Linked DNA regions of Homo sapiens: regions 1 and 2 are each linked to region 3. The links are chromatin contacts, found by Hi-C or POLR2A ChIA-PET in ENCODE. All regions are on one chromosome and are shown on one strand. The core of a region is the stretch at or near the end of the contact, and the rest is flanking DNA. Distances in the headings are between cores, read along the strand shown.

The links. Hi-C counts contacts between places; a loop is a spot of excess contacts on that map. ChIA-PET counts read pairs that join two places held with the same protein, here RNA polymerase II (POLR2A). Pooled maps may share reads with other maps.
Region 1: a map of sigmoid colon shows a loop between it and region 3 (3-fold over the local background). The contact joins the enhancer-like site here to the promoter of PIK3CB in region 3. A Hi-C loop is called at or near these places in 1 of 168 maps with a recorded cell type or tissue (sigmoid colon) and 3 of 50 pooled maps. POLR2A ChIA-PET finds 5 or more read pairs at or near these places in 2 of 52 experiments (OCI-LY7 and Panc1).
Region 2: a loop to region 3 is called in a map of CD8-positive, alpha-beta T cell, with 5 times the contacts of the local background. The contact joins the promoter of NME9 here to the promoter of PIK3CB in region 3. A Hi-C loop is called at or near these places in 3 of 168 maps with a recorded cell type or tissue (CD8-positive, alpha-beta T cell and naive thymus-derived CD4-positive, alpha-beta T cell) and 8 of 50 pooled maps.

The regions. Positions count from the first base shown.
Region 1 is chr3:138,411,859-138,414,599 of GRCh38, reverse strand. No RefSeq gene overlaps it. Among named protein-coding and RNA genes, the nearest start is that of ESYT3, 21 kb to the left of the region's middle. RefSeq lists enhancers at 975-1,475, 1,476-1,976. Within about 2 kb of position 1,324, at least 2 of the 41 ENCODE cell types and tissues checked have a DNase peak (open chromatin) inside an H3K27ac peak, as active enhancers do.
Region 2 is chr3:138,328,591-138,331,378 of GRCh38, reverse strand. It overlaps NME9 (NME/NM23 family member 9), which reads left to right and starts at 1,528. Exons shown (of 11, transcript NM_001349018.2): 1 at 1,528-2,076. The coding sequence starts at 2,044. It overlaps LOC124909438 (a long non-coding RNA gene), which reads right to left and starts at 1,446. Exons shown (of 2, transcript XR_007096113.1): 1 at 1,209-1,446.
Region 3 is chr3:138,833,518-138,836,217 of GRCh38, reverse strand. It overlaps PIK3CB (phosphatidylinositol-4,5-bisphosphate 3-kinase catalytic subunit beta), which reads left to right and starts at 1,290. Exons shown (of 24, transcript NM_006219.3): 1 at 1,290-1,523. RefSeq lists a silencer at 1,054-1,793.

The DNA.
Region 1 (2,741 bases), core at 75-2,574, 420 kb after region 3:
CACCTTTGTTCATCATTCTTTGCATCTTTTATTACTTCTTTAGGAGAGGGTCCTAGGAGTGGCATTTTTAGGAAAGAGGATTTTAAACCTCTTGATACCAGATGCCAAATTGCTTCCTGTGAAGGCTGAATCTGTTTTGATTGACAAGGGGAGCTGGGCAAGAGCAGAGCTTGGAGTAGCCCGGGGACCCAGGAGAGGAGGGCAACAGGAGGCTGTTTTTTCGGTAAGAAGCATCTGAGGAAAGGAGAAATGAGTCAGGCAGGGGAGAGGTGGCAGGGCAGGGGCTATGGTCAGAGGATGGGGGAGGCTAAGCCTCCTTGCTGAATGTCCAGCTCAGAGCCTGCCCCACAAGGGAGGCAGAGGGGGTACCGCTGGACAGGCCAGCTTGGCCTGGGAGACGAGCACCCCACTAACTAAGGGGGGTGTGCCTAGCTCCTCCAAGCCTTAAATGACGTGACCCGTGCAAAGCACAATGACTGGTACATGCTGTTTGAGTAAATGGTGGCTGGAGTTACTAGTAGACACTCCAGAATCATTTACGGATTCGATTTTGGAATCCTGGCTAACATTTAAATAGAGTTTCGGTGTGCCAGCCACTATTTTGAAAGTATATGCAGTCATGTGTTGTTTGATGATGGATATACATTCTGAGAAATGCATCCTTAGGTGATTTCATCATTGTGTGAACATCATAGAGTGCACCTACACAACCCTGGATAGTAAAGCCTACTACACACCACGGCTCTATGGGATAGCCTACTCCTTCTAGGCTACAAACCTGGACAGTATGTTACTGGACTGAATACTGTAGGCAACTGTAAGACAATGGCAAGTATTTGTGTATCTAAACATAGAAAAAGGACAGAAAAAATAGGGTATTTTAATCTATGGAACTACCTTTGTATATGTGGTCTGCCCTTGACCAAAACATCCTTATGTGGCACATGACTGTATCTAATTCAACAATAGCTCAATATCCCTAAAATAAGTATGTTATCATCAATCCAGTTTGACAAATGAGGCAATCAAAGCATAGAGAGCTTGGACACGTTACCGAAGGTCATCAGCTGGCAGCATTGCTGGGCCAGACCTAGGCAGCCTATGTTCTTACCGCACTCCACACATCCTCTGTGCACCAATAATACCAGAAATCTCAGTAATGCCAGCCACAAAGAAGGAACTAGAAGTTTGGATGGTTTGGAGGAGGAGGGGTGGTGGGGAAGAACTATCATATTAACAAGAAAGTCAGTTGTAGTGCCTTGCATCACAGGGTCCATTTCCAGCAGCCTCAGCCACCAGGCTGACTCTAAGGAAGCAGGGCCAAGGTCAGGGCCGAGGGGCCTCCCAGCTGTGGGTGCTCCCCTGGGCTGCAGTCCAGAAGCCCCCAGACTACACATGAGGCCTCCTGGGTCTTACTCACTGGGCTAACTGCTGGGTTGTCCTGGCCTCGACTTCTCAGATGGAGCTGGGAAAGGCAGCTGGAGGAAGAGAACTGGAGGTGGTGTCCAAGGCCACAGCTCAGGCTGCCCCTGGAGGAGGCCCAGTGCAGACACTCTGGAAAATGACTGTCACTGATGTTCAAAATGCTGCTGTTGAGTCATGCAGAGGAAGTTGATCTGCATTCAGCTCACTTGGAAGAAGGCAGGGACGTGTGAGACACATTGAAAGATTTTCCTCAAACAAAGTTAAAATTAAAAAGGGGCGGGGCAGCTAGCTGGGACTAGCTCAGTCCTCAGTGTGGCGGGGCTGCTGGTGAATGGAGCGTGGGCTTCCAAGTCAGAACTGGGTGCACGTGCAGGCTCAGTCACTTCTGGTTGTCCCTGGACCTCAGTTTCCCTTTCTGTAAAACAAGCATCACATCACCTACCTCTCAGGGAAGCCATGAGGTTTAAATAAGGTAATATGTAGAAATAGCAGGGTGCCTGGTTTACAGTAAGTGCTCAACAAAACGTTAGCTGATAACTAGTTATTGTTGTGCATTTATTTACTGTATGCCAAATCCTCTGTTGAATGTGTAATGTGGATTACCTAATTCAGGGTTCTTGAAGTGTGGTCCCAGACCAGCACTATCCCATCAACTGGAAACTTGTAAGAAATGCAATTTCTCAGGCCCCAGACCTGCTAAATCATAAAAGCCTGTGTTTTAACTCCCAGGTAATTATGATGATGATGATTGCTAGGTCGAGAACCACCAGCTAATTTATAGTTCTTAGTACCATTATTATAGAACAAGGTGAGAATTTTATTCTTACCAGTAAGGTGACCAATGGTCCTGGTTTGCCCGGGACTGTCCTGGTTTTAGCAATGAATGATCAGTGTTTCAGGAAACTCCTCAGTCCTCAGCAAACTGGTTTTGGCCATCCTATTAAGAGCTGAAACCATATTTCATTCTAGGAAGAGATTATGGGATTATGGCTAAAGAAAGCAAATGAGGTTTAGAGAATCTAAAGGGATGGGTGTTGAGCTTACTGGGTGGCTGGTGCTGGAGAAGACAGGTTGGTGGAGGGTCTGGCATGGGGTGAAGGCCAACTGAGAGGCCCTGACAGCAGAGGGACCATCCCTGTGACCCCCAAGTCCCCAGCAAAACTCAGGAATGGTTATTTTTTCAAGGGACACGGTATCCCTAGGTTGCCCAAGCTGGTCTCAAACTCCTGGGCTCAAGCAGTCCTCCTGCCTCAACCTCCCTAGTAGTTGGGATTACAGGTGCAAGCGACTGCACCTGGCTAGGAATGTTTATTGAG
Region 2 (2,788 bases), core at 279-2,778, 510 kb after region 3:
ACATGATTTGCATCTAGTCAACTCAGTTTGCAATGTGGTGTCTTAAGGACTGCCTGTGGCTCTGCGTAATATTATCATGGAACTGAATATTGCCATGGGACTGAATGCAAGAAAAGAGTAGGTGGATTCGGAGCTGAAGTGGGAGAAGGCAGGATGACAGGTAGGAAGATGTTCGGTCTCCAGTATACCCATCGCCCTGTACTTCACAGAGGGTTGCTGGGTACCTCATGGCCAAACAGGGTATCAGCACTCCCTGGATGGAAATCATTTGGTGTATGCTTCACTTAGGAAGAATTGATATCTTAACAATATTAATTCTTCCTATCCATGAACACGGAATATTTCTTCATTTATTTAAATCTGTGAGATCTCTTTCATCAGCTGTGATTGATTCCTAGTTTAATTCTATTGCAGTCAGAGAACATACTTTGTTCTATCCTTTTAAATTTGTTAAGCTATGTTTTATGGCCTAGATTGTGGTCTATCTCAGTGAATGTCCCATGTGAGCTTGAGAAAGAATCTATATTCCGCTGTTGTTGAACTAAATATTGCATAAATGTCAATTAGATCAATTTGATATTTTTCAGTTCAACTATATCCTTGCTCATTTGCTTCTGCTGGATGTATTAATTACTTTTTAAAAATGGTATGAAAGCATTCTATTATAATACTGAGTTTACCTATTTTTCCTTGCAGTTTTATCTTCTTTTGCCTCACATATTTCGGTGCTCTGTTTTTAAGTACATACATATTAAGTATTGTTATGTCTTCCCAAATAACTGATCCCTTTAACTTTATGTAATGTCCCTGTTTATACCTGATAAATTTCCTTGTTCTGAAGTCTGCTTTTCTTGAAATTAACATACCTACTTCAGCTATTTTTTTAATTAGTGTCAGCCTGGTATAGCTTTCTCTATCCTTTTGCTTTTAATGTATTTTCTTGTGGATAACACACGATTGGGCTTTGTTTGTTTTTGAAATCCATTCTGACAATCTCTTTTTTAATTGGTGTAATCAGATTATTCACATTTAAAGTGGTTATTGATACAGTTGGATTAATATCTACAATGTCTGTAACTGTTTTGTATGTGTCTCACTTGACTTTCATATCTAATTTTGAATTTGTAATTTCATATTCTTTGCCTTAAAGAGAACGCTTGCAGATCCCTCAAAACCTGGAGACACCCCCCACCTTGCACACATTATACCGGTATGTGATGGTAGAAAAGCTGCACATCAGTCTTGGCAGGCAGGGCAGGAGGGATGCAGGGATTCACAGATGCGACTGTGCAACGCACAGATGCACTGGGTCTTTGCTTGGTGGGTTCGAAGCCTCCAGACGCTGACAAACACTGCAGCCAATGAGTGGGTTCCTATGGTCCGATATGGAGGGCAAGGGGCGGGACTCCCTCCTGCCTCTCCCTGGCTGGGTTCAGAGCCTCCGCGGAGAGACTGCGTTGGGCCCAGAGTGGGCGTGGCTTACGTGTCCGCCGGCTTTCCTGGCAGGCCTGGCGGGGGGGCCAGGTTGCCATGACGACCGCGGCTAGGTCGCGGCAGACTCGGTTGGTGACTCCGGGCGCGTCGAAGATCTTGTACCTGTCGTTCGCAGTGGCTCACTTTCCCAGTAATCCATAAGAACAGCAGGGATAACAGGGTCCCATGTCGTTTTTTTGTCAGAATTCCTCGACTGGCGACCCTGTGCCCGACAGGCTGCACCGCGCCCGGCGCACTGACTCCGGCCTCTGCGCGCGCCCCCTGGCCGGCTCCGGGGTGGGGAGGGGGCTTCGCAGATCCCCAGAAAACCGCCCGGCGAGCCACGAGCCCGTGGACTGCAGGCTCCGCTTCCTCGCGGGGTGTTCACTTTGTATCAGTGTGCTGATTTGCCGCCAGTTAGAAGCACCTTAAAAAGGGGCCGGGGGCCGTAGGAGGGGGGCTTGTCTGAAGGAGGCTCTGGGCTTGCTGATCCACGCAGCGGTTTGTCGCGAGGCTGCGGGGGAACGGCCCACGGCCGCGGTAACAGGGCTTCGTCTTCTTTGCAGAGCCATGGGCAGCAGGAAGAAGGAAATTGCCCTGCAGGTAAGCCTCAAGGGGCGCTAGCTTCCAGCTCTGGGTTGGGCTCGGGGAAGAGGAGGGTGATTAGAGCGGGGTTGCAGTATAAAAGTGACATTCTGTTTGCCAGCAGTACGTGACAGTGTTCTCAAACTTGAGTGATGTACCCTTCCGTCTTAAAGGGACAAAACTTATCTTGGAACCCCAGTGATGACAAATTTTACGCAAACAAAATTAATGCAAACAAAACTGAGTAGAAGCTGTTTACATTTATAGTGCTTATACAACCATAAAACCTAAACATGCATTAAATAAAACTATAAACTAAGAAAATACGAATCAACATAACTCGATGTGACCGTTATTTTGTTCTTGTTGAAATACAACTGCAGCTTGCACAGAGAATACAGTATAGGTTCTTTTGACTTTGGGCATGAGTCTGTAACTGTGTGCTCTGTGGAGACCCAGTTTTCCCACCACTGTTCTCATCAAATTTCACTTATTAACAAATATGTTTTGAGATATATTATGTGCTGGACATATGTTATATAGAGTGTCTTACTTCATTTGCATGTGGGACAAGTGAATTCAGAAGCCAGCAGCTGCTCTTCTTCTTGGTCCTGGACAATAGATAGTGGTTGATTCTGAAGTGATGGTAAAAACATGCAGGCATAGACCCTGGAATTAGGAGAGAGTGCTTGGTCATAAGGAGATCAGCTGGATGATCTGCAACATGGGA
Region 3 (2,700 bases), core at 41-2,540:
TGCCCACCTCGGCCTCCCAAAGTGTTGGTATTACAGCCTCTTCTGGAATTTATTTTTCAATGTTCTTGCTTTAAATCGAAAGTCAATTAAAACCAGGATCATTGGCCGGGCACGGTGGCTCATGTCTGTAATCCCAGCCCTTTGGGAGGCCGAGGCGGGCTGATCACCTGAGGTCGGGAGTTCGAGACCAGCCTGACCAACGTGGAGAAACCCCGTCTCTACTAAAAATACAAAATTAGCCAGGCGTGGTGGCGCATGCCTGTAATCCTCAGGAAGGCTGAGGCAGGAGAATCGCTTGACCGGGGGACGCAGAGTTGCGGTGAGCCAAGATCGCGCCATTGCACTCCAGCCTGGGCAACAGTAGCGAAACTCTCATTCAAAATAAGTAAATAAATAAAAAATAAAAAAACTAGGATCATTTCTCAAATAAACTATTGGTTTGTCACTTAATTGATTTGTCACGTTTGCTTTTTATTATGTTGTACTTCTAGATTTTATCCCTGACTACTCAACTATTTGTCCAGGGTAATATAGGAGCATTACGTTAGAATATACTAGCTTTGGAGTGAGTTAAAATGTTGGTTTTCAGTAAGTAAAATTTAAGTGTCCCACTAGAAAGAGGACTGTGATTTTTCGCGGTTGGGGTCAAAGGTAACAGGAAACAAGGTAGGCAAAAAGGGGTAAAGTTTAAGGCTCTGCAGACAAATGTTAGGTGTTGTTACTGCAAAATTGAACAAAGAACAAGAATCTTGGGCTTGAAAGCCTGGACTTTTCCCTAGAAACAACCATTCACAGTGTAGGGACTGAAGGGCCAGCTGTGAGGCAGCCGAGCTAGCGCCCTATCCTCACAAAGGGAGTGAAAGACGGAGACGGGTATCGGGAAAAAAATAAGTGCTGCGTCCAAGAATTTAGGAGTCAGTCCATGTCGCAGAACAGGGAGAAGGGCTGGGAAGAAAAGGCCAGCAAGGAACCTAGGAAGAGCGGAATCTCTCGGGAGGAGGTTATGGAGGCCGCAGCGGGTGATGGGTCTCTCCTGAAGGCGACTTGCCGGGGATTCCCTATTCCGCAGTCCTCTGGGAGTCGCAAAGAGAGTTAGGAAAGGCCGTGCAGCAGCGTCGCAGCCGGGCTGGCAACGGTAGAGGAATCGGCAGTGAGGCCTCTCCCCACACCCTGCCAGCCCAACTGCCGCCGCCGCCGCCGCCGCCACCGCGGGGCCCGGGATTGGCCCGAGGGCGGCGCAGGGCGGGGCGGGGGCTGCTGGGATGCAGGCCTGAGAGGCTGGCGCGCGCGCACACGGGCGCGGGTTCGGCGGCGGCGCGCGCGTGCTCTGTCGGCCTGTGCGGCGCTGCGGCGGAGCGGGCCATGGCAGTGGGGAGGGGGCGAGTGTAGTGCTGCGCGGGGCAGGCGGGAGGTGATCGAGAGAGGCAGGGATGGGGGCGCCGGAGTGGAGCGGTTGCGGCGGCCTGGGCTGCTGACTGCGCACTTGGAATAGTAGCAGGCGGCGGCGGCGGAACGCCAGGCAGGTGAGTGCGGCGGCCGGGACCCGGATGCGGCGCGGCTGAGGGGCGGCTGGGTCGCGGCGCCGGCTGCGGTGCCCCCGGGCGTGCTGGCGGTGCGTTCTAGCTTGCCGCTACCTGCGGCGCTGGCGACTCTTGTGGTTGCACCGCGCTTCCTGCCAGCTTGGAGGATAACCGCCTACCGGCCGGTGGGGGCGTCTGGCTTGGTTGCGGCCCGCCCTGGGCTCTCCAAGGTGAGTGGCGCCCCCCGGCCCCTGGGCGGCAGAGACGCTGCCGGGCGTCCCGGGTCACTGTCGCTTTGGGTCCCGTTCCTGAGGGGCGTTTCTGTGGAGAGACGGCGTACTCGCGCCCCGCGTCTATGCGGACACCTCCGGAACTTCCCGACCCTCAGGTGCCTTTTTGCGCAGAAGTGTATTTCAGAGGCGTGGACCCAGGGTTATTAGGTTATGGACATGTTTTCGAATCCCAACGCCGCTGCTGACCAGTCCTGGGGCCTTGGGCCAAAATATCCTGATGTGTTAAATGGAAATAATAATACATACACCATAAGGTTGTTGTGAGGTTAGGCATAACTGAACAAGTGCTAAGTAAATGATACCCCTGCTGCAGCATCTCGTGTTAGCTATTGCTAATTCCTGGCTGCTGGCGTGCGTTTGGGGGCACATTTATTTCCGATCTGCTCTGGTGTTGCAGTAACCGATACTGGAGTTGCTTAATATTGGAGCCTGTTAACCTCGCAGTGGCCAAAATAGAATCCTATAGTCCCTTACTAGAATCCTGCAGTCTCTTCCCGCAGGGCTGAATTGGAACCCTGTCTCAGGTACTGAGTGGGAATTACTGCTGAAATGAAACCGAGCAAATTCGGGATTCGCTTAGGATGAAAGATGGTGGGACGTAAACTTGAAGTGCTTTGCTGTTTCATCTCAAGTGACACTTGAACTCTGCCACTTGTTACAGAGTTATAAACACACGAAGAGTATGGAAACAGACTCTTTTTTCTGCATTGCTACATCCAAAGGGAGTGACAAGTGCTTTTGTAAACATCATTGTGGGCAGTGTGACTGTCTGGTGAAGTCATGATAATTAAATGAGTACTTATTTTGAAGCACTGAATGGAAGTTTGGAGATATGATTCGTAATAAAATTGTCTCCAACGAGTCAGAGGTCTCAGCAGTTCATTAAT